Linked DNA regions of Homo sapiens: region 2 is linked to region 1. Evidence: chromatin loops called from intact Hi-C (ENCODE). Cell type or tissue: mammary epithelial cell. All regions are shown on one strand. Each heading gives the region's core, and the rest is flanking DNA. Links, peaks and the distances in the headings are about the cores only. Region 1 overlaps ABCB11 (ATP binding cassette subfamily B member 11). Region 2 overlaps LRP2 (LDL receptor related protein 2).

Region 1 (12,208 bases), core at 2,716-10,715:
TTATAAATTGTTTCCCTCTTTTTCTGTTTTTTTTGTCTTTGTAGTTTGATGAAATTCTGTTATGCCATTTTATTTTTTTCTCTTCTTCCTTGTGTGATTATTTTATATGAACTGTGAGTTTTATATTTCAATGTGTTGTTGTGATGGTGAGCAATGACCTTTTGTTTCCATGTTTAAGACCCCTTTGAGCATTTCCTGTAGGTCCAATCTAGTGGTGATAATTTTTCTAAATGTTTCCTTGTCTGGGAAGAACTTTATCTCTCCTTCACTTATGAAGCTTATTCTGGCAGGACACAAAATTCTTGGCTGACAGTTTTTTTTTTCCTTTCAGCACTTTGAAAATGCCATCTCTTTCTCTTCTGGCCTGTAAGGTTTCTGCTGAAAAGTCTGCTATTAGTCTGATGGGGTTTCCTTTATAGATGAGTAGATGCTTTACTCTTGCTAATTTAAAAATTCTTTCTTTTACTTTGACTTTAGACATTCTGAACATAATATATAATGGTGAATTCCTTTTTGTAATGTGTTTGCCTGGGGAATCACTGGACTTCTGAACTGGTTGTCTAACAGTCTTGACAGACTTGGGAGGTTGTTATTGATGATTTTTTAAAATATGTTTTCTAAACCTTTTGATCTCTCTTCCCTTTCAGGATACTGATAATTCATAAGTTCAGTTGCTTTATTTAGTCCATGTTCAGTCCCTTTACTTAGTCCTAGACATCTCAAAGGCTTTGTTCATTCTTTTTATTCTTTTTTCCTTATTTTTGTCTGACTGGATTATTTCAAAAGACATGTGTTCAAGTTCTGAAATTCTTATCTCTGCTTGGTCTAGTATATGATTTAAGCTTTAAAGTGTATGTTGTATTTCCTTCAATGAATTTTTGAGTTCCAGAATTTCTGCTTATTTTTTTAAAATGCTATTTATCTCCTTGGTAAATTTCTCATTCATATCCTGAATTGATTTCTGATTTCTTTGTATTGGTTTTCAGATTTCTCTTGCATTTTACTATCTTTAAAAATCAATATTTTAAATTATTTACCCGGCATTTCAAGAAATTCTTTTTCATTGGTATCTCTATTAAACTGTTCTCACACTGCTATTCCTGACACTGGGTAATTTATGAAGAAAAGAGGTTTAATTGACTCACAGTTCCACATGGCTGAGGAGATCTCAAAAAACTTACAATCACGGTGGAAAGAACAGAGGAAGCAAGCAGATCTTCATATGACCAAAGCAGGAGGAAGAAAGAGTGAAGGGGGAAGCGCTACACACTTTTATCAGATTTTGTGAGAACTTACTCACTATTATGAGAACAGCAAGGGGGAAATCTCCTCCCATGATCTAGTCACCTTCCACCAGTTCCCTTCTTCAACATGTGGGGATTACAGTTTGACACGAGATTTGGGTGGGGACACAGAGCCAAACCATATCATTCCGCCCCTGACCCCTCCAAAAACTCATGTCCTTCTTACATTTCAAAACACAGTCATGCCTTCTCAACAGTCCCCTAAGTCTTAACTCATTTAAGCATTAACTCAAAAGTCTAAGTCCAAAGTCTCATATGAGACAAGGCAAGTCCCTTACAACTATGAGCCTGTAAAATCAAAAATAAGTTTGTTACTTCCCAGATAAAATGGGGGTACAAGCATTGGGTAAATCCTTCTGTTCTAAAAGGGAGAAATTGGCCAAAACAAAGGTGCTCCAGGCCACATGCAGGTCCAAAACCCAGCATGGCAGTCGTTAAATCTTAAAGCTCCAAAATAATCTTTTTTGACACCTTGTCTCACATCCAGGCCACACTGATGCTGAGATTGAGTAATTTATGAAGAAAAAAGGTTTAATTGGTTCACAGTTCCACATGGCTGAGGAGGTCTCAGGAAACTTACAATCATGGCAGAAGGTGAAGGGGAAGCAAGGCATGTCTTCACATGGCCAAACCAGGAGGAAGAGAGAGCGAAAGGGGAAGACTACAAAGTTTTAAACAACCAGATCTCGTGAGAACTCACTCACTATCACAAGAATAGCAAGGGGGAAATCCACCCACCCATGATCCAATTACCTCCCACCAGGTTCTTCCTTCAACATGTGGGGATTACAATTTGGCATGAGATTTGGGTGGGGACACAAAGCCACACCATTATTGGTTGCTGGACACTTGTTGTGGTCCTTTGGTGGTGTCATATTTCCATGCTTTTTCATGTTTCCTATGTTCTTCCATTGATATCTGTATATCTGATGTATCAGTTGCTTGTTCCAATTTTTGAATTTGCTTTTGTAGGGGAGATTTTTAAAAAATACTTTGGCTTTGATTTTGGGTTCATGCAGTAGTGTGATCTTTGTATGATACTACTCTGAGTCTGTTCATGACTCAGTCTCAACAGTAGACCACAACAGCATGGCAGGGATCCTCCCGGGGGTGATGGGATTATCTAGTCTCCCCTCTCTCTCCTTGAAGCAGTGCAGAGGCAGTGCATGTTTGTATATTCCTGGTATCTAGGCCCTCAAAATGATGCCTGACAGAGGCTGCTCCAGGATTGGATGCCTGTGTGATTCTGTGTGGGTTTCCCTTTTGGAGTAACATCTCCGTGGAATCTTTAGGCAGCTCTTCATGTCAGGGAAAAGGCCCTAGTGGGTCAAGGATTTACCCCATAGCCAAGATTGTGAAAGCCCATTTTGGAGCCCTGGATGTTTCTCTCTTACTGTTTGCCCATATCCAAAAGCCTCTTGTGGCTCTCAGGCAGTCCCCAACTGGGTAAGCTGCCTTAGATCCTCTCCTTTCTTATTTCTGGTGCTTCCCATCCCTTGTTTGATGAATCCTAATGTTCTAGCCCAGATAATCTGTTCCAAATGTAAGTATCTACCTACTATTCTGATTCCTCTTCATGGAGAAGGCACATACTACCTGCATCTAGTCAGCTGTCTTTCAGTACTGTTTCCATGATCAAATTTTGATAACTAATCTTGCAATGACAAGATTTTACTAGAACCTGGCTCTACAGTTACACTGGCTGGATTTGAATCCCAACTCCACCACTTGCTAGCCTAAGCTCTCTGTGCCTTGGTTTGCTCCTTTGTAAAATAGAAATAACAAGAATACCTACCTTAGACGGTTGTTAGTAAACTTAAATGAACTATTGTACATAAAATGCTTAGATATTGCCTGATACATGTTCATAGTTATTATGATGATTACAGCAATCAAGTCAGATAGAGAACATAAGAAATTCTAGGAAGTGAAAAATTGGAATAAGCTTAGTTTTCAATCATGCCTTATTTTACTTCTGTCTTTCTTTTTCTGCTTCCTATCCACATTACTATTTCAATAGTGCAATCCGTGGAGAATTATACATCAAACACTAACACCTGCTATATAAGTCAAACTTTGTACCTCTGCTGTTCAGCAAGATCAAAATTTCCCTAAAAGCCTTTTGTATTATTCAGTGAATCCACTTTGCATTTTGATTAGGTTTGATATACATTACTAGAAAAATTGCCCACTTCTAACACAAAATTTTCAGTGACAGTACCATTTTCTTTTTTATAGGTACAATGACTGTCTGAGTGCCCTGCGAGCCCAAATGAGAGTTCTCAGCTTTGCCTTCTTACCCTCTGTGTGATGGAGGCTTAGGAAATTTTTCATTCTTTAGAGATGAGAAAAATGAACTAACAGAAAAGAGCTAAATACATGAAAACAAAGAGCGGACTTATCAAAATAATAAAATAAAAGGTATGAGAAGAAGAAAGCTAGTCCAGCTGTGTACTTACCCCAAGAATCTGGCTGAATAAAAAGGCATACAAGGGTGTGACTGTCCCGTTCACAGCTGCACCCACAGACCCTACCAGCATGTAGGGCCATTCTGGAGCACTGAATTTCAGAATCCTCCTAACTGGGGCAGGTTCAACTTCTTCCTGCACAGGAATGTCCTTGTCCTTGAGCAGAGAGAGGGTTATATTAATCATCTAAATGTACTCAAGACATTTTGCAGCAGATCCTTTGGCATTCACAGATTTAAGAGTCATAGTTTGATTAGTTATGAGTGACCTCAAATGTCTATGGGATATGGTTGTTTGTTATTTTTTGAGGAATCGTTTTGAACAAAACTATTGCTGTGGCTTGAATAAAAACTGAACTGAGGGAATACGCATTTGAAGGTGAGCTTATAGTTCTTATTTCATGATTACATGTGTATTAACTCTCAGAGAGTAATAAATATGTTGGATCTTGGAGAAAAATAACTCCCATTAAAAAAAGAAAACCTTTGCTACGGTTGTATTTATACCGGTGAGGACTGGTGAAATTTTCAATTTTTTAAAATAAATGTCAAGGTTCTATAATATAGTAACTGGCTAAAGCTGTAAGGTAGGCCAGTATATATGAAATAAGACAAAATAATTTTTAAAATACATTAAGTGGTGTCAACAGTTATCATTGAGATGTTTTCAGTAAGGTTTTCCTTAATCAGTACCCAGAGGTAAGTAGTACTGCATTTGGATTTCTAAATTGCACATTTTCATCACACAGAGTGGACATTAATCAGCATTTCTCTTTAGTTGCCATTAAGTCAGAGCTAGCAGTTTTTTATCTTCTCAAAGGCAAATATTATACATGGACCTCCGTTGTCTTTTTTGGCCATCGTTTTTCCTTGCTATGGATACTACTCAAGTTTGGTCTTAAGCGTAATTAATTCATTAATTTGTTAAATTTATTACCCACTTTGAGAAAGGATTTTAGGTAGCTTATATAGATTTGTATTGATTTTTAAAAGCTTTTCTATTGACATTTACCAAAAATATATACAGCAAATCGACTATAAAGCTTAATTAGTGCTCTCTTTCATTAACACAGTAATTTATCTTTTAGGGAGCAGGATGGCAGGGATAGACAACAGCAAGGATCTTCAAAAATTTTCCCTTTGCTTACAAAGTCAAAGACCACATTCATTTTAAATGAAAGTCTGTGTCATGTCCATTTCATTACAGTTGCAAGTCAAATAAAATGAGGGAAGGCAACTTGGACTGGTGATGAATTTGGTACTACCTCCACTTCAAGTTCTCTCTTGGCCTGCTCTCACCATTTGTACTTTGTCATTACTGCTCACTCATGCAGCAGGTCCTTCTGTTCAATTATTTCACCTGTGACAGCTTACTAGCTCTAGGCAACCTATGCCAGAAAGGAATAAGGGTACCTGGGAAAGCATGAGTGTAATAGGCATAGAAAAAATGGAGCTCTTGGAAAAGCCCAACGTGGCCACCCGTAAAGTGTATTACTAAGTGCTCTAGCTCTCTGGACCTCAGTTATTTCATCCTTAAAACGAGAGACTTGGACTAAGTAATTCTGGGGAAACAATCTCTCTGAGTCTCCCATGTTTATGCACATCTTGTGAACAGAGGCATTGATTACCTTCATTCGGGTTATTTTTTCAAGGGTATTTGTATAGCAAACAGTTTTGGAGGACAAAGAAGATGTCTTCATCCCAAGTGAAGTGCAAACCTTACTGCCCCCATCTGCCCATTATGAAAGAGTCAGGCTCCTCAAGCCCAGGTTTCCTCTCGTTTAAAACACCCACTTCATTTGTTGGTATCATCTGGCCCTCTTTGCATTGCCTTGTGGGAACTGGGGGTTGGGTTGGGGAGCCAGTGCAAATGCTGAACACTGGCTACTGCTATTGCTATGAATAATAAAGTCCTTTGTCTCTGGTTCAGGGTACTCGTGTGACAGAGCAAGACTGCATCTCCAAAAAAAAAAAAAAAAAAAAAAAAACCCGAATATGAACACTGTGATTCAGGATGCTCATGTATTCTGCCAGCATCATGAAATTGTGTGAGACTAACTGAATGCTTGCAATAGAGCAAAATATTTCACCCCTTCTCTGTTCTAGAGAGTGGTTGGTATCCAGATCTGGATGCTCTCAGATTCATGTGGGTTGATGATTAAAAAACCAGATTCCTGTATCCTGTCACGAGAATTCCAATTTAGTAGGCCTAACTGTGAATCTCTGTCTTAAAAAATACTCATCAGGTAATTCTGGTAACCAAAGTTCAGTATGTGAGAACTCCAAGGCTCCTCTCACCACTAAATGGCTAGGATTCTATAATGTATGTTTTAGATGTGTCAGCTGTGCTGTACGTACCATCAAAGGGTAGGCTTTGGAACTTGTGAAGACTATTAGCACTCACTAAATTCTGCCAGCTTCCTTGTGACATTAAATACCAGCATTTTCTGGAACGATTGCCCCACAGGATGGTCCACCCACAGCCTGACATGATAGAAATTTTCCCAACCTTCTGATACCTGAAGTTATCCTTAACTCTAAACAACAACACTTAGGACATTTCAAAGCGATACAAAGTAATTCTTGTCTAGTGGTTTTCATTCCAAGAGACACTAACAAGAAATACGAATTAATTAAAATAATTTTCTTTGGTTCCTCTATACTAAAAGTTTGACTTTAAAGTTTGACCCCCCCGAAAAAATGCAACTGTCCAGCTTGAATGATGCAAAAACTAGAAAATCTGTCCCTAAATATTGGACTTTTTATTGCATTTTATTTGATATCTCCACTAAAAGAACAGGAGAGGAATAAAAGAAAACAATACAAAAAATAATTAAAGTCATTCTGTAAAGAAATATTTTTCTCTCTGATTTTGCAAAATTAAACATAAAGAGAAGATTATAAATTAACAACAAATCTCACAGACAGGTAAAATTATAAAATTTATATGTGTTTCCTTGTACTTCTATTGTAGCACTGGCAGGTTGCACAGCACTTTTAAAAAAAATCATATGTAAAGAAATGCCTGTCAGCAGCTCCATAGTAGGGAGAGTAACAATAGCTCTTGTTCATTTTTGCATCCCCAGTGTGATACCTGGCACTTCACAGTGTACAATCGATGTTTATGGGATAAAAGAATGAATGAAACTTTTATGTCCATGCTGCATACATGCAACAAGAGATTTATTTAAAATTGCTCATCTACTATGATGCATTCATAGTTCAATGCTAGACACTGGGCTTTTCTGTTTCCTTTCTTACATCTTCTGTGTAGGCCAGAGGAAAAATAACCTCCGACTTAAATCTTAGGTCTTGCTTTCTATACTTTGTTACACTAATTTCTGCCTTCCATTCAGTAGAGGTTCCCTGCCCTAATAATAACTTTAAGATTTGATGATAAAAAGTGGTAACTATGACAAAGGAGCAGAGATTTTTCAAATGAACTAATACTGATAGCCATTTTTATGGGTCCCATCTCTGTCTTATCTTAACCAATGCCTAAATCCTATCACATAAGTTATCTGTGATGCAGTTATGGGTGTCTAATATTTGATCCTGACTTGATCTCATACATGTTCTGCCTTGTGTTTTAGTTTCACCAAAAGAGATTGCCTAAATATTAGAGACTAAAACCTTTAGCCTGTGGGTTTCCCTAATCCTAAACTTAATGTTGTCAACATTGTAACTAACATCTGACCCCGTTTACAGGAGCTAAGAGTACTGCTTGGAGAGCAAGGATAAATGGGTATAGTCTCATCTCTGTCACCAACTAACCATGAGACCTTGGGTGAAAGCACAGACTTCTCAGGAAATGGTTCTAAGTTTTAGAGTCAATACTCCACAAGACCACAAGGTGGCGATAACTCCTTTGTGTGAATCGACCTTTAGCACCGTAAGAGAGTATTTCCCAATCTACAGAAAGTAAGGTTAGGCCTTTTCCATCAACATGAGAAAAAGAAAGGATTTCACCAATGCTTGGGCTTGTGGAATTTAGTTAAGTATTAAAATACTTTAAAATACCAAAACAGAGCAACATTTTACCATATAATGTTACTTGAGATTAGAAATTTCATAAGTCAAATTTTATTAACCCTTTTCCATTATTTTCTTTTCAAAAATCATTAATTTTTTAAACCTAAAGGACTAACAAAATTATCGTACAAACCAGTGGTATTATTATGAGACCTTTTCCCCTTGGAGCTTTAGTATAATCACATTGGCTCTCCTATCATTTTTTCTCTCTTCTTCCTTTCTATCTCCCTTAACTAGAGAGAACGTAAAGTCACATCTTTTAAAACGTATGCTGGCCTACATATAACTGAGTTTAATTGTTCTATTCTAAATGTATAATGCTGACTAGTAGAACATAATATGAAACATTTTAATCTCTGTAAAACTAGACCGTATATTAGATTTAGATTTCCTTTTAGTTAAATGGTTCCCTCCTGAATTGTTCCTGCATCAAGAGAACTCTATGGGAATCTGATCTCCAGATGTCCAGGGAATCTGATGGTCCCCTACACCTACGCTAGGTCCTCTACCAGCTTGAACAACAACAATGAAAAAGTCAGATTTTCCTTCCCTCCCTCCCTTCTTTCCATCCTTTCTTACTTTTACTTTTATTGTCAAATATCTACCCAGAAACTAGAAAAAATTAAAATGCAAAAATTAAATATGATTGGTATTGTTATGGTTCAATAGAAATGTCAATGTAGTGTTTGGTTCTTTCTCCCCTGAAGCTCTATTAAACTCCTGCTCTTATATAATACATCTTATAGTTATCTGGGACAGCACCATGGACTCAATGAAATAGCTATTTCTAGAACTAGAAGAGAGGTTGAGTCTTTAGTGGCAGGATGCAGTAAGAAACTATGCTTGCTAAATGTGTTTTCTCTCACTGTGATTCATCCTGCTGCTCCTGAGAAAAAGTCTTCCATGGAATTTATTTAAAGCCTGTGTTAGAAATTGAGACCTCTGTTTATTCAGTATTAATACATTAAAAACAAAAGAGAACCCAATCACTCCCTTGTCATTTTCATACGGTCATAAAGAGTACTCTACTTTATTCCAAATTTGTCCATTATGAATCAATGTTTGTAATTACTGCCTAGTGGATTCACGTGTTGGAATTTTATTTAAGACAATTTGAAATTATATCATGCATAATGGATGTGCTTGTAATTTAAAAATTCTCTGACTTATTTGCTTTGATAAATCTTGCAGTTGGGGTTTTATTTTATTGTAGAAATTCATGTTTTCATTCTAATTTTTAAAATCTCCTGATGCCTTACTAAGTGCAAGGCACTGGGTTAGGTAACCAAGTTGATTCAAACACAAATAAGGTGTATCACTAACTTTCAGAGGCTTATAATTTAGAAAGGGGATAAGTCAACATGACTTTGATTAAGGCTCAATAAGAAAATTGCCATGAAAATTTTCTAACGAAGGGTGGTAGGGGAATGAACGTAAAAGTATCAGGGCTGACATGTAACGTGCAGTAATGAGGAAAGGCTTGGAGGAGAATGGGTGGTCTGTTTATGTGAAAATTAGACAATGTCTACAACAGCAGGACACCTGCATCCTTAGGAAGAAATTGTGTATTGCTATACATGTTGTTTGCTTTCCTAGCTCTTTAATTTTATGCTACCTTGAATTATGTTAAAATTGATAGTATTATTTTAAATGTATCTTAAAACCATTATAAAAATTGTATGAAATCAACAAATGTCTGTGAAACCTAATTGGCCTCCATTAATTCAAATATTTTGATAACTTGTAATAAGGGCTAGCCTATTCAAACACTTTTGTTGATCAAGGTATTTTTGCCAAAATTATTGTAATTTAAGAAAGAAATTTTAAAATTTGAGAAAAAAGCTTTCAGGTATTCTTAACAACTTTTATAAAAGGATTTCTACATATGAGCAAATAATCTGCTAAATATCTAGAATTCACACATTCTGTGTTTGTTAGAATAGTTTGTCTAAGACAATTAACCCTCCGAAGTCCAGTTTTCATTACCTTGTATTCTTAAAAATAATCAATTAACTAATCTGCATTAAAAATATTGTGTAAAACTTAGAGTTTTCATTAGGTCTTAATGCTCTGTCTTTTAGTCTGACTTGAAACACTGCTAGATATATACCTAGAAAACTCATATTCTCAGGCTTAAAGGGTACCCAACAGTCCCCAGGAGAGACTTCTTCCATTCCCCCCCATAAGCAGTTGGTGCCTGACCTTTCTATCTTCTTCATAGGTAGACTTATGATCTACAACAGCTAATGGAGGTTCGTGCACCAGGTAAGAAAGCTGAGACTTGGAGCGTTGCCGGATGGAAGCCCTGTAAATAAACAGAAAGATGAAACAGTGTAGACTGTGGCCAGATTGGAGCAGGATCAACTGGTGTCCAAGTTTACATTTCATATGTCAAATAAATAGAAATGTTTGGTAGGTCACATGGTAACCAGGAAAGGGAGCTTGCAGGTTAGGTTTGACAGAGCTAATCTTAGGGCAGAGCTAATCAGGTTGATTGCTCTGGGCCCTAAACTCTTGCAAGTGTTGGACCCAGATTCAGAGTGTAGTCAGGGAGGGAGAAAGAGAAAGGGAGCAAAGCTGTCCTACCAGTTCATCAAAAAACCACCTAAGGCTCAAATACTTTCCAAACCCACATGGTTCTGCTAATTGCTGCCTTGGCAACAGTCTATTTCCTTTACTTTCCTTCTGGCTTAGATTGTGGTCTTGATATCTTTCTCTCATACCTGATGTGTTCACTTTAGCATGGTTACAAATGATATGAGGAAATAGGGCCTCTGATGAGATTTTCTCCAGGCTATATACTACCCTGCATTCAGACATGCATGAATGAGTATCTTGTTGAAATATAATTTAGCTCAATGTGTTCATTCATTTATTCATTAATTCAACAGAAGCTTATTGGGCATCTACAACTTACAAACCAATGCCAGGTGATGTTGGGGACACAAAGACTAGCCAATAACAGATTTCTCCTTCAAAAAATTTAAACCTTATAGAAGAGGCCTGTACCACACCCTAAGGTAAAGAAGAATGTGGTAAGTGCTATTAGGCAGGTTTGAATAAAGAGTATGGAAAGTCAAAGGAAAAAGAAATGTATGGCAGGTGTTACCAAGGCAAGATTCATGGATGAGATGGCTAAGGTAGGATATGGGGATTTGTAGACTATAGAAAAGAGCATTTCTGACTGAGAGAATGTATAAACATAAGCATGGAGACAGGGGAGGACAGGGTTGCTTGCTGAATATACTGAGTACATGACAAGCATGGGAAGTGATTGGTTCAGACTCCACCCTCCTCTTCCCTCCCCCAGACTCCTGGGAAGGAGGCCCCCATTCTCCTCTAGGTTAATCTTAAAGTATTTAGTGCTGGGAGCTGTTGACAATTATGTTGAGACCTTCAAAAAAAGAAGCTTTCTGAAAAATGAAGCCAACAGTGAAATAGTAGAGCTGAGAAAGGAAGAGAGAGAAACTATTTTCTAGCTTGGACATATCACTGAAGCTCTAGCCTTGCCTGAAGCCAAAGCATCTTTGGAATATTTAGTTATATGAGCTGATTCTGTCTCTCTAAAGGTAAATCCAAGTTGGGTTAGGTTTTCAGTCATTTGTAAACAGTCTTAATGGTTAAGAGGCAATGCTGAAGACTGTGTTTTAGAAAGAATCACCTGAAGTAAATGGTGTAAAGAGAGAGATGTGAGTGATGAGGAGACCTGCATCAACTGTTTTAGTGCCATCTAGATGAATCCATTCACATATCTTTCTCTACCATTTTGCATCCAAGTGAAATTTCACCAAAACAAATATCAAGGTGGTGCCTGCCTACTATATGCTCATCTAGCCTTCCAGAGAAGGCAGTAATGTATCAACTGAGTTGCTCCAATTTGTTCCCATTTTCTGTTAATGGCACTTCCATCCTCTTAGTCACCCAGGTTCAACACCATGCAGTTTCCTCAAGCCCTCCCTCTTCCTTGCTCTTGCACATTCAGACTCTTGCCAAGACTCATTATGACCAGGCATTAAACCACTCCTCAACGCTACTCCCTGCCACCAAACTTCTGGGACACCTCCAGAGACTCCCTCCCACCTAGCCTGAAACTACACAGCAATGAAGTCATTTCTCCCAGTTAGGTAACAGAGGTCAGGATGTCTTCTCCAGAAGGTGTGCAGAATAGGCTTGTGTCAGCTGGTGAGAACAAGGTGCTTGATAGGAGGAGACTTAAGGTCAAGGACCTAAAAAGCAAATGCAGAGCAATGGATGCCAAGGTAGGAGTTTGTGGAGCAGGAGAGGCCATCAACATATGACTGACTACCTTCCAGTTCTGAGTATGGGAAGACCTATGTCCTTGGCCCCTTGGATATCTACTTTATATTTTTTAAGTCTCTCTCTTTCACCATTCTCCAGATCATTC
Region 2 (12,208 bases), core at 2,445-10,444, 320 kb after region 1:
AATAAATGGTACTGGGAAAACTGGCTAGCCATATTTAGAAAGCTGAAACTGGATCCCTTCCTTACACCTTATACAAAAATCAATTCAAGATGGATTAAAGATTTAAATGTTAGACCTAAAGCCATAAGAACCCTTAGAAGAAAACCTAGACAATACCATTCAGGCCATAGGTGTGGGCAAGGACTTCATGACTGCAACACCAAAAGCAATGGCAACAAAAGCCAAAATTGACAAATGGGATCTAATTAGACTAAAGAGCTTCTGCACAGCAAAACAAACTACCATCAGAGTGAACAGGCAACCTACAGAATAGGAGAAAATTTTTACAATCTACCCATCTTACAAAGGGCTAATATCCAGAATCTACAAAGAACTTAAACAAATTTACAAGAAAAAATCAAACAACCCCATCAAAAAGTGGGTGAAGGATATGAACAGACACTTCTCAAAAAAAGACATTTATGGAGGCAACAGACACAAGAAAAAATGCTCATCATCACTAGCCATCAGAGAAATGCAAATCAAAATCACAATGAGATACCATCTCACACCAGTTAGAATGGCGATCATTAAAAAGTCAGGAAACAACAGGTGCTGGAGAGGATGTGGAGATATAGGAACACTTTTACACTGTTGGAGGGACTGTAAACTAGTTCAACCATTGTGGAAGACAGTGTGGAGATTCCTCAGGGATCTAGAACTAGAAATAACATTTGACCCAGCCATCCCATTACTGGGCATATACCCAAAGGATTATAAATCATGCTGCTATAAAGACACATGCTCACGTATGTTTATTGCGGCACTATTCACAACAGCAAAAACTTGGAACCAACCCAAATGTTCATCAATGATAGACTGGATTAAGAAAATGTGTTACATATGCACCATGGAATACTATGCAGCCATAAAAAAGGATGAGTTCATGTTCTTTACAGGGACATGGATGAAATTGGAAATCATCATTCTCAGCAAACTATTGCAAGGACAGAAAACCAAACACCACATGTTCTCACTCACAGGTGGGAATTGAACAATGAGCACACATGGACACAGGATGGGGAACATCACACGCCAGGGCCTGTCGTGGGGTGGGGGGAGGGGGAGGGATAGCATTAGGAGATATACCTAACATAAATGACGAGTTAACGGGTGCAGCACACCAACATGGCACATGTATACATATGTAACAAACCTGCACGTTGTGCACATGTACCCTAGAACTTAAAGTAAAATAGTATAAATAAATAAATAAATAAATAAATAAATAAATAAGACTGCTTAAAAATTAGATACTGAGTTTTAATTATCAAGTTGTAAGTATCATTACAATAAACAGGCAAAACACGCATACACACACACACACACACACAAACCTTTCTCACCTGTGCCATCAATCTTTTGCTTAAAAATCATGTGTTTTGACATATCTGAAAAAAAGATAGTGCTGTCCTGGGCGTCAAAATCAATCCCGACAAAGAAAGAAGGATTCCCCGAAACTGGAACCATGACATCTTCCTGGGTAGACAAGGTGAACGGGATCCCACGAATAGCAACTTGGGATGAAAAAATGAGGAAATTCTGAACAGCTGTAGGAAGAATAACACAGCACAGTCAGTCACAGCATGGTTCTTTTCTCTCCTCCCAAATTCCAGATAAATGCATCCACAGAGCAAACTTTAAATTATAAAATATAATTCTGAAATAAATGTAAAAATAAATTTTTGGAAAGCATAGTTAGAAATAATACAGGGAAGAAAAAAAGATAAGCAACTATGAGGGAGATACAAGTATTAGAATCTTCCTTCTTCCTAAGAAATGTATCCTTAAAATGTATTTATATGAAAAATGATATCCATATGCTTAATTTATAAAATAGGAGATACATCTAATGTAATGACGAGTTAACGGGTGCAGCACACCAACATGGCACATGTATACATATGTAACAAACCTGCACATTGTGCACATGTACCCTAGAACTTAAAGTAAAATAGTATAAATAAATAAAATAAAAAGGACTGCTTAAAAATTAGATACTGAGTTTTAATTATCAAGTTATAAGTATCATTACAATAAACAGGCAAAACATGCACACACACACACACACACACACACACACACACACACACACACAGAAACCTTTCTCACCTGTGCCATCAATCTTTTGTTTAAAAATCATACAGAGCTGAACTCTATAGTAATTCCGTAACAATCCTCAAGTTGGTTTAACTTCTGCATAGAGATCTACACCAAGAACCTTACAGTAGATACCAAGATAATTAACAGCAATCAGAAATATAAAGATATAAAGGAGTGAAAGCAGGGAAGGAAGGGGAGGGATAAAGGAAATAGGTAAGAAGAAGTGATGTTTAACAGCAAAGAGGAGACTGTGACAGGATGCCAGGGAGTCAAGAAGATGAAGGAGGTATGCCCAAGACAAAGATAAAAATCGCAGTAACGGAATTTAAAAGCAAAATTATTAGACAACGCACTATTGATATAATAGTTAGAAATACATGTTGTTTTTAATGAGGGTGATTTTTCTGAATCTAAAACTACCTAAGAAGTTAACAAATGTGTCTGGGTTAGAATAAGATAATTTATATACGACGCTAGAAACCGCAACATCTGGAGAGCAAGAATTTGTCACAGGCACAGAAAGGAGAAATGTAGAAGTGAAAATAAGAAAAACAAATATTGTAGGAGTGCATTTCATCATTAGCTGGGGCCCAGGCGATGGCTTAAGTGTGAATAGATGTGTAGGAAACCAAAGAGGAAGAAAGGAAACCTTCAAGGTAAGAATGAAATCAGGAATATGGAGGCAGATACAAGAAAGTTTGAACTGAAAGGTGAAAAACTGTGTGAGTAACTGAGCCACCCCAATGCTCAGGAGTTTACTTTGGAATACAGAGAGAAAAAATAAGCCAGATAAGATTCAGATGTGATTACCTGGTTGAAAGGGGCATACGTGGTGGTCTAGGAGAAGTCAAAGTGGGGAGAAGTACAGTACTTCCCATCAAAGTTAAGGCTAACATCTAAAGTGGAAAAGGTATACATAGCATAGAAAAGAGCTCAAAGTTCAACCATATGGAATTTCAAGATCATAGTTAATAGGAGAAAAAGGCTTCAGGAAACAAAGGGGGAAGGGAACCCAAGAAAACCTTAGATGTGGGATTAAAGCAAAATCCCAAAAGACAGAAATTTACATTTTCAAACATAGTTCTGTGTATAGTAGAAGTGGTGCCTACCAAGGAAGATGCCCTGTGGGCTACAGAAAGCTTATTTGCAGTCAAGAAGTTAGACAGGGAGCTGGTCCAGTTCAAGAGTAGCAGTTAGTCTAGTTAGAGGTTTGGACACACATACACCTGTGTCACCTGCCAACAACGTCCAAAACAGACTTCTTACCAATGCAGTGGCGCTCATCTGTATCCAGTTGGAAGCCGAATGTGCACTTGCAACGGAAACCCAAACCATCATTATCTGTTCTGTGGCTGAGGACACAGACCTGCTCACAGCCCCCATTGTTATCTTTACACGGATTGGTAGCTGGAAGGAAAAATGCACAGGGTTAAATTGCAATTAGAAATGTGTAATTATCCAAGACATGAAGCCACTTCTAGCCCTTTTCACCTATAGGTGAAATAGAGTAATGGATTAGCAACGTGTTGAAAACATTACTACTGGTTACTACTGGATACATCCACATCTGGCTACACTAACCCTCCCAATTTCACTGCTGCTCTCCCATCCACTCTCCAACAGACGGTGGCAAAAAAAAAGAAAGGACTCCTACAACTTTCTCCCCAATAATTATGTCAGAGTATGTCTGCTATCCTCCATGATTAGAAATAATTGTCAAAAGAAAACCCACACTTCACTGCTTTTTTGCCATTTGTAGGATATAATAAATATTACTCACTGGATGCTTACTTTGTAAGTAAACCAACTTAACCAATAGCTCTAAGAGGTAAGTATTAGTCCTCCAATTTTACAGAGGAGAAACCAAGAATCTAAACAGTTAAATAACTTGCCCAACATTATTCAGCAGCTAAACAGCTTGACTAGGATTCAAAGCCAGATCTGATTCCAAAACCTTAAATGTCTGCAACACAAACCAGTTTATACTTCCAAAAGCCACTCTCAAAGTAGTGACCTTAGGAAGAGCACTGCCACAGCTAGAAATTTTATATCTGCTTTCAAAATTGTCTTTTTAGCCTTTGACTTATTCTTTAAAATATTCTCTTTATCTTCTCAGGTGGATTGATTTGGGGAAACAATAGGCAGATGTCATTCTGAGCCAAATAATGAAAATAGTAATTTGAGTGATCACATTGATCATTGATCTAATGGATCTAATGTGAGGGCAGGTGTGAGTTTAGTTGTGAATTGAGTGTAAAAACTATTCAAAACAGATATTTCCAAAAATGTTTTCAGATAAAATATCTATTTTTAGACAAGTTTATACTTTCCCAGGATGATGACATTGAAGGAGATTCATCTGAATGTGTCATTTCTAGTGGTTGGGCTTTTGTTAAGTTAACCTCATTACTTTGCAGTCTTTCTTCATCCTAAATAGATCCATCACTTAACATGAGTTTTAGAGCAAATCTGTTTTCCTCTAAATTATTGCTCACCAATATTAAGCTTTCTACCAACGTAGTGTAGTTTATGTTTCTTTTTCTTTGATCCACAAGCAAATACAGAAAAGAGCTATATACAGTCCTGATAGACTTATCAAAGCTCAAGCTATAACCTGGAAACATAAACAAAGCTTATGATAGGCCAGGTGCAGTGGCTTACACCTGTAATCCCAACACTTTGGGAAGCCGGGGCAGGAGGATCGCTTGAAGCCCGGAGTTCCAGAAAAGTCTGGCCAACATAGTGGAAATCCCATCTCAGAAAAAATAAAAAGAAAAAATCACGTGGTAAAATAACAGGAGAAGACTAAGCAGTGTCTGAATCAAAATATTTCTTTTTTTAAAATAAGTGACCAGCCAGAGAGACACCAAACCCAGTTGGCCTATGACAGATTAATCAGAACCAAAGAACAGGTGCCATACATATGCAACAGAGAAGAAGAAAAAAATGGCTCTGATGCTACCGAAAATGGACACTTAGACATGTCATTTTCTTCTATGGGACCTGTTTCCTTAACTGTAATATTAGAAGTTTGAAATAGATGTCTTTCCCAGTAGAATGAGGATAGGTATTTTGGTTTGGTTTGTGAGCTGCTATACCCCCAAGCATCTTTGCAGGTGCTAATAAACATCTGTTAAATAAATCTCTAAATTCCCTCTAGATTTGGCATTTAACTGTGAAATACATCAGTTTCTTCAGAATGCTCCTAACCTGCAGAACCAGTTTCAGAGAGTTTAACACTCTGGGTAACCCTTCATATACTTGAGAATGCCACCCAAATCACATAAGACCCCTCATTATTAACTTTCAAAGCTTTGAGAAAACCTTTCCACCAAGTCCGGTACCAAGCATGGTTACCACTGCTCTGAGGCTTACCATAGGGCTGTCTGAGGGAATGGTAAACAGTCACTCCATAGGGCCTCAGGGAAGCCTGGTAGTACACTTGTGGGTTGGTCTCTGTGAACTTGTTTGCCTTCAGCACGGCCATCTTTGTCCAATCTGTAAAGAACACCTGACCTTCAAATAAGCTTACTCCAAAGGGATGAGGAATGAGGGAGCCTCCATGAACTACAGTCTTCCTGTTATAAAAGACACATATATATCATACAATTTGTTAGTTTTGCTTTATTATAATTAAAGCTGTAGTTAGTTCAATTAAATGCCTGAAAAGCTAAATAATTTCTTGTCACAAATACGGAATAGATAGAAAAGATACATTTTAGATGTATACATATTTCCATCTACATATGATAGAAGGATTTTCATGTTGTCTCTTGGAAAAGACCCTTGAGACTTACATTCCAGTCCCAGTCAATCCTTTAGCTTGTCCTAGACTTTTTTGGAATTTACTGTTTCCCCTTTTGTTCTTCATTCCTTTTAGGTTGCCCCACATCTAAAAGGCTAAGATGTGAAATAGCATTTTGAATACCATAAGTGAAAGAGTATACCAAGACTTTGGAAGTCTGGGAAAAGATGCCTTTGCCAACTATTTCCCACTGCACCATTGAGCATTTCCTAGCAATTAGGGAGCAGGACAGTGAGTGGTAGGGTTCAAGCCCCAGCAAACGCCCACATCTGTTCCTGATGTCACTGTAAGGAAAGCAAGAAGCAATGCCACTACCACTCTTATGCATCTGCTTGATGGAACTATCAACTGATCATACTTGTAATGGAGGCCCAAAGCCACTTAACTGGGAAGAAAACAGAAGTAAAATTAGGCACTAAGCGAAGAGAGGAAATCAACAACGCCCCCCGTGACTATGTCTCCATAAACAATGATTCAGTTAGACTCATGAACAGAGTGAGGCAGAGGACGGTTGATATGGGAAAACTCTTATTTTCTTTATTTTGGCGTAATACAAAGACCTCAAAGAAAAATCTTAGCATCCCCTGAAAACTAAAAAGGACAATAGAGCTCTAAGAAAAGACTTGAAGATATTAAAGCTGGGAAACACACTAAAGGGGAGTAAACAAAGAAACCTAAGGTGGCAGGTTAGTGCACACTTTGAAACATTCTATAATGACATGGTACATTAAGATTAGAGAATAGTTTCTCTCTCAGTTAGCAAATTCCAAAACCCTGAATGCCACCTGCTGGCAAAGCGAGAGGCAATGACTTTATGATTTCAGCTGTACTTGTGAGCTTTAATATTTCTTTGATGTTTCTTCACAGCCAGCAAACCACTCAAATCTTTTTGAAATTCCATTGATTTTTATCTTTTATGCTTTACTTTTTTTTACTTCAGCAAAAGTTAGACTATATAATATAATGCTAAAACATCCCAAAGAGAAAAAATTTAAGCAATTTCACAATTATTTTATGTGACTTATTGGGTTAGCTAATTTTTTCATAAAATTTATTCATATTCTCCTTATGGAAGCCAGTTTCAGTGATAGGAAGTCACCATATTAATACACAATACTTCATTTAACCAAGCAGAGATTGTCCCAAGGATATATAATCCAATGGCAAACTGTGATATTATCCTTACAAAATGGAAATACAAGAGGAAACAAAACTATAATATTGCTTTCATTGAGAAAACAATAAAATCAAGTCATTGGGAAAAATTAAGTTAACCAGCCTATTTGCTGAATCCACAAAGAATAATATTTTGGGTCAAAATTTGAAGAACATGTTTTACCCAATTTTTGAAAATACCAAAAGGAGAGGATCTAAAATAATTTTTTTTACATTAAGTTGTAGTTAGCTCTAATCAGAGTAAAAAGATGAAAAAAAATATGCCATATTCAGCCAGGTGTAGTGGCTCACATCTGTAATCCCAATACTTTGGGAGGCTGAGGCAGGCGAATAACTTGAGGTTAGGAGTTTGGGACCAGCCTGGGAAACACGGTGAAATTTTATCTCTACTAAAAATACAAAAATTGCCAGGCATGGTGGTGTATGCTTGTAATCCTAGCTACTGGGGAGGTTGAAGCAGGAGAATCACTTGAACTTGGGAGGTGGAGTTTGCAGTGAACCGAGATTGCATCACTGCACTTCAGCCTGGGTGACAGAGTGAGACTCCATCTCAAAAAAAAAAAAAAAAAAAGAAAGCCATATTCTACATTCAAATATTGCTGTTTAAGTATCTTTGTATACCAGGTAAAAATACAATACAAAGAATTTCTCCTTGAAATTTGAAATATATAAGAGCAGAGTAAAATCCAATTAATTCCCAGTAGGCAACATCAAATACCTAATAAAACATGTATTTATTGGGGGAAGGTTAGAAAATTAAAAGGGAAAGTGATCTTGAGAAACAAAGCACAAATGAACTCAGGAGTGAATGAAAATAATGTGCATCATGTGGGACTAGGGGAAGAGTTGGAGAGGAGAAATCAAAGAACAAATGCTGGAGGTTATATTTAATGAGCGTTTACCTCTTGTGTTATGGGACACAAGAAAAGTTAACAAAATAGAGCAGGTCACTTCATGCAAATGTCAGTACAAAGGTCATTAAAGCTATCATGTCCACCAACAAAGCAATATTTTAATTCTGGTCCTTTGATATTTCTCTGCAGCCATTTTATGCACTTTCCCTGCAACTTATAAAGCCATAAGCCATAAAAAATACTTCTTACCTTTGAATTCCATCATAAGTTACAGTTTCAATGTAATCAAACCGAGAGTCAACCCAGTAAACACGCTTCGATATCATATCCAGAGTTACCCCAGCAGGCCATCCCAGCTTTGTTTTCACCAAGTCTTTACGGTTGCTGCCATCCATGAATGCCCTTTCCAGCTTAGGTTCCCCAGAAAGGCTCTCCCAATCTGAGAAAAATAAATAACTACAAAAGAAAAACAGAAGATGAAAGAATCTGGTATTTTACAAGTTAACCTGGGAATTTTTTTTAACAGTGTGTTTGGATCAATGGAAATTTTATCCAGCTGATTAGAGAACCACAGTATAAAACAACAGGGAAATTAAGTTGTTTTTTTTTTTTAAAGAGACTGTGGGGGTCAGTCAGGAGCATCAACAGTTCCAAATAGCAACTATTATGATGCACTAATATGGCAGTCTAAAAGTTCATATTCAGCCAGCCAGGCACAGTGGTTCATGCCTGTGGTCCTAGCACTTTGGGAGGCCAACATAGAAGGATTGCTTGAGGCCCATGTTTCAAGACCAGCCTGGGCAACATGGCAAGACCCCATCTCTACAAAAATTAAAAGATTAGCTGGGCATGATGGCACTTGCCCATAGTCTCAGCTACTCAGGAAGCTGAGGTGGGAGGATTGCTTGAGCCCAGAAGTTCAAGTCTGCGGCACGCTGTGATTGTGCTGCTGCACTCCAGCCTGGGCAACAGAGCAAGAACCTGTCTCAAAAAAAAAAAATTCATATTCACCTTCTGAACTTTCTCCTCTGTTTCCTTTATTTGTCCTTTGCTTCTCTTTTTTACACCCAGGAAAACTTACAAATACCTTTTAAAAGAAGCTATCAAGCCATTTTGCTCCTCAGTTTTCCATTCTGAGGCACAGAGAACATTTCCGTCATTTTCAAGGAAGGATAGCTGATATAATGAAGTAGAACTGAATAATCATCATTCACAAAGACTAAAATAGCCTAAAGCTTATCCAAGGGTCCTAAGACCCAATTGTGAAATTCTAGGAGAAAGCTAAGTCTCCTATAACACTTCTCAAATGTGAAGATTGGGAAATTTAAATTTAAACCTGAAGAAAAGCATTATCGGTGTTGCTGGATTGATTCAGACTGAACAACTTGTAATGAGATATTAGCATTGATATCTCAATCCCAGCCTGTATCAAGAAAGTTCTGAAAGGAATAGTTCCAACCTCCATCTTTAAAAATCTTTACAGCTAATTCATGTTAGAGTAATCATCTTAATAATAATGAAGCATAAGTGATGTTTAGTTGTAATAATATTATTAGATTGAGTTAGAACACAAAATCCAATCTCTTAGCTAGGAAAACGTGGCAAACACTAAGAATAAAATTCATAGCCCCAAAACAACAAGTATTTTTAGTACACCACTAGGTGTGTTTGGGTAACATGTCCTCAAATAGGATTATATTTAATAAACTCTCTTAAAGCTTCTATAAATAAGGGCACAAAATAGACATGGCTTCTAGAGTATACAGCCTAAAAGAAATCAGAATGAGCCTTTGATTAATCCAGTAGATGTTCAGTGTATAGAGGGAGAGAGAAAATTCTAAAAATACAGGAATCAATATGTTTTCACATCACTTACCCAACAGTTGGGTCCACGGCAATTCCTCTAGGATGCCCCAAGTTTTCAGTTATAAGGGTAACCCGATAGCTTCCATCCAAATTTACCATATCTATGCGGTTGACCTTGGTTTCCACTAGATAGATTTTATTATTAACCCAGTCCACAGCCAGGTTCTCTGGGGTTTCAACAGAAACATTGAGAACCTCTTGGATATTTAAACCATTAATGTCAACTGAAAAAACCTGAAAGAAAAACCAAAATTATTATATTTCTTCAGCATCACTAACTACGTGGTTTGTTTTGATTTTTTTTAGCTATAATCAAATCAGAAGTGCTAAAAATCTAAATTCTCAATTTTCAGAAATTTCATGCAAGTTATCATTTAAATAAATGAGAATCGTATTAATGGTATAATAAAATGTAAGAAGAAATAAATAAAATTCCATAACTCTTTAAGAGTTTCTGAAATTTATGTTTCAAAAATCTCCATTGCATTACTCCAAGATGAAATTAAACCCATCACACTTTCCAAATAAGACAGTGAAACAAAATTTGGGCCATTAAACAAAATACCGTCAATATTTGTTACTCGATCCCGAATTACAGTTCCATTTAGAAGATGCAGGTAAAAATCTGATTTTTATCATCCAGAAAAGCAGTGTGCTTTTTACATTTTAAATGATCAAATTTCAAAAATTACTACCAAATATCTATCCAGTTTTGAAAGAATGTCTACTATTTCTTTTAATTAGGCTCCTGGACTCCACTTCGAATAAAATTAAAAGTTGCTCAAGGCTAATCCATATAATAGACTGCTTTGTTTAATAGGTCACATGTAATAGTATAGCATGGAAAAGGTGCTGATTAACATAAAATATCTCAAGGGCCTTTTTTGTTAGAAAACAAAGGAACTTTCCCCTCTACTCCCTCTAAAAGTGAAAAGCTATCAACACTTTGTGCTCAGGGTTCCATTCAGCTACTGAAATTTCTATTTACCTTATTTTGCACGGTGTCTGTCCAAAAAACTCTTTGCAGGTGATAGTGGAAAGCCACACCCACGGCCACTCCACGATTCTGAGACTCCACTAGGATCCGGAAGCTCCTTCCATGAATATCACCAATTAACAAATCCCGACCATTGGAGAAGATAATGGAGGCCTCGCCAACTAAATGCGAAGAAGGAAGGCATCACCACTCCTTCAGATGAGCAAGGATGGTGAAGTAGCTTACAAATGATATGCTTTCTGCTTTTTCAAATGCTATCTTCTAGGTTGTCTTACCTGATTTTAACATAAACCTCTGAGGCAGACAGATAGCTAGCATTCTATCCATTTTACAGAAGGGCAAATTGAGGCACAAAAAGGCTTAATGAAGCGTCCAAAATCTCAGTAAGTTAGGAAGAATTTGGTAAGAATTCAAGCATTCTGGATGCTAGTCCAATGCACTTTCAATGACACTGAGGAGAGTATTTCTCAGATATTTTCGAGACTCCTTGATGGTATGGGCACCTTAGCCCCATGTGCAACTTTAGATTTTGTTAAACACAGAAGACATTTTAAAGATTACCAGGAAATCACTCTGAAAAAGATGGTAATGGTGGTTCCAAATCTGTTCTGTCTGTTTACTCGCAGGTATGCAAAATGATATATGAACAAGGTATTAATTGCAGTCTTATTGGCAATAGCAAAAGATAAGGAATGATATAAAAATTGATCAGTAGAGGACTAGTTAAACAAATTATGAACATAAAAGAAGGAATATTATGCCATTATAAAAAAATAATTAAGGCCAGGCGCAGTGGCTCACACCTGTAATCCCAGCACTTTGAGGGACTGAGGTAGGCAGATCACCTGAAGTCAGGAGTTCGAGATCAGCCTGGCCAACATGGGGAAACCCTGTTTCTACCAAAAATACAAAAATTAGCTGGGCATGGTGGCGGGGGCCTGTAATCTCAGCTACTCAGGAGGCTGAGGCAGGAGAATCGCTTGAACCCGAGAGGCGGAGATTGCAGTGAGGCAAGATCTTGCCATTGCACTCCAGCCTGGGCAACAAGAGCAAGACTCCATCTCAAAAATAAATAAATAAGGCCGGATGCGGTGGTTCATGCCTGTAATCCCAGCACTTTGGGAGGCCAAGGCAGGTAAATTATGAGGTCAGGAGATCAAGACCATCCTGGCTAACATGATGAAACCCCGTCTCTACTAAAAATACAAAAATTAGCTGGGTGTGGTGGCAGAAGCCTGTAGTCCCAGCTACTCGGGAGGCTGAGGCAGAGAATTGCCTGAACCCGGGAGGCGGAGGTTGCAGTGAGCCAAGATGGCGCCACTGCACTCCAGCCTGGGCAACAGAGCGAGACTCATTCTCAAAAATAAA

The links. A loop is a pair of places that touch in the nucleus more often than their neighbours do. Peaks named below come from ENCODE experiments on the same cell type or tissue, not always from the same donor. Only the 100,000 strongest peaks of a DNase experiment are listed, where the experiment ranks them.
Region 2: a loop joins it to region 1, with 8 times the contacts of the local background. A loop is called at or near these places in 2 of 110 quality-filtered maps.

The regions. Positions count from the first base shown.
Region 1 is chr2:168,954,201-168,966,408 of GRCh38, forward strand. It overlaps ABCB11 (ATP binding cassette subfamily B member 11), which reads right to left. Exons shown (of 28, transcript NM_003742.4): 18 at 10,006-10,108; 19 at 3,764-3,928. Among named protein-coding and RNA genes, the nearest start is that of G6PC2, 59 kb to the left of the region's middle. In mammary epithelial cell, for the core only: a CTCF peak has its summit at 7,626 (motif pointing right); DNase peaks (open chromatin) are centred at 7,641 and 10,461.
Region 2 is chr2:169,269,519-169,281,726 of GRCh38, forward strand. It overlaps LRP2 (LDL receptor related protein 2), which reads right to left. Exons shown (of 79, transcript NM_004525.3): 11 at 10,832-11,001; 12 at 9,854-10,077; 13 at 8,227-8,433; 14 at 5,518-5,720; 15 at 3,409-3,549; 16 at 1,386-1,589. Among named protein-coding and RNA genes, the nearest start is that of LRP2, 87 kb to the right of the region's middle. In mammary epithelial cell, for the core only: a CTCF peak has its summit at 6,732 (motif pointing left); no DNase peak of the experiment used is centred there; H3K27me3 peaks cover 120 bases.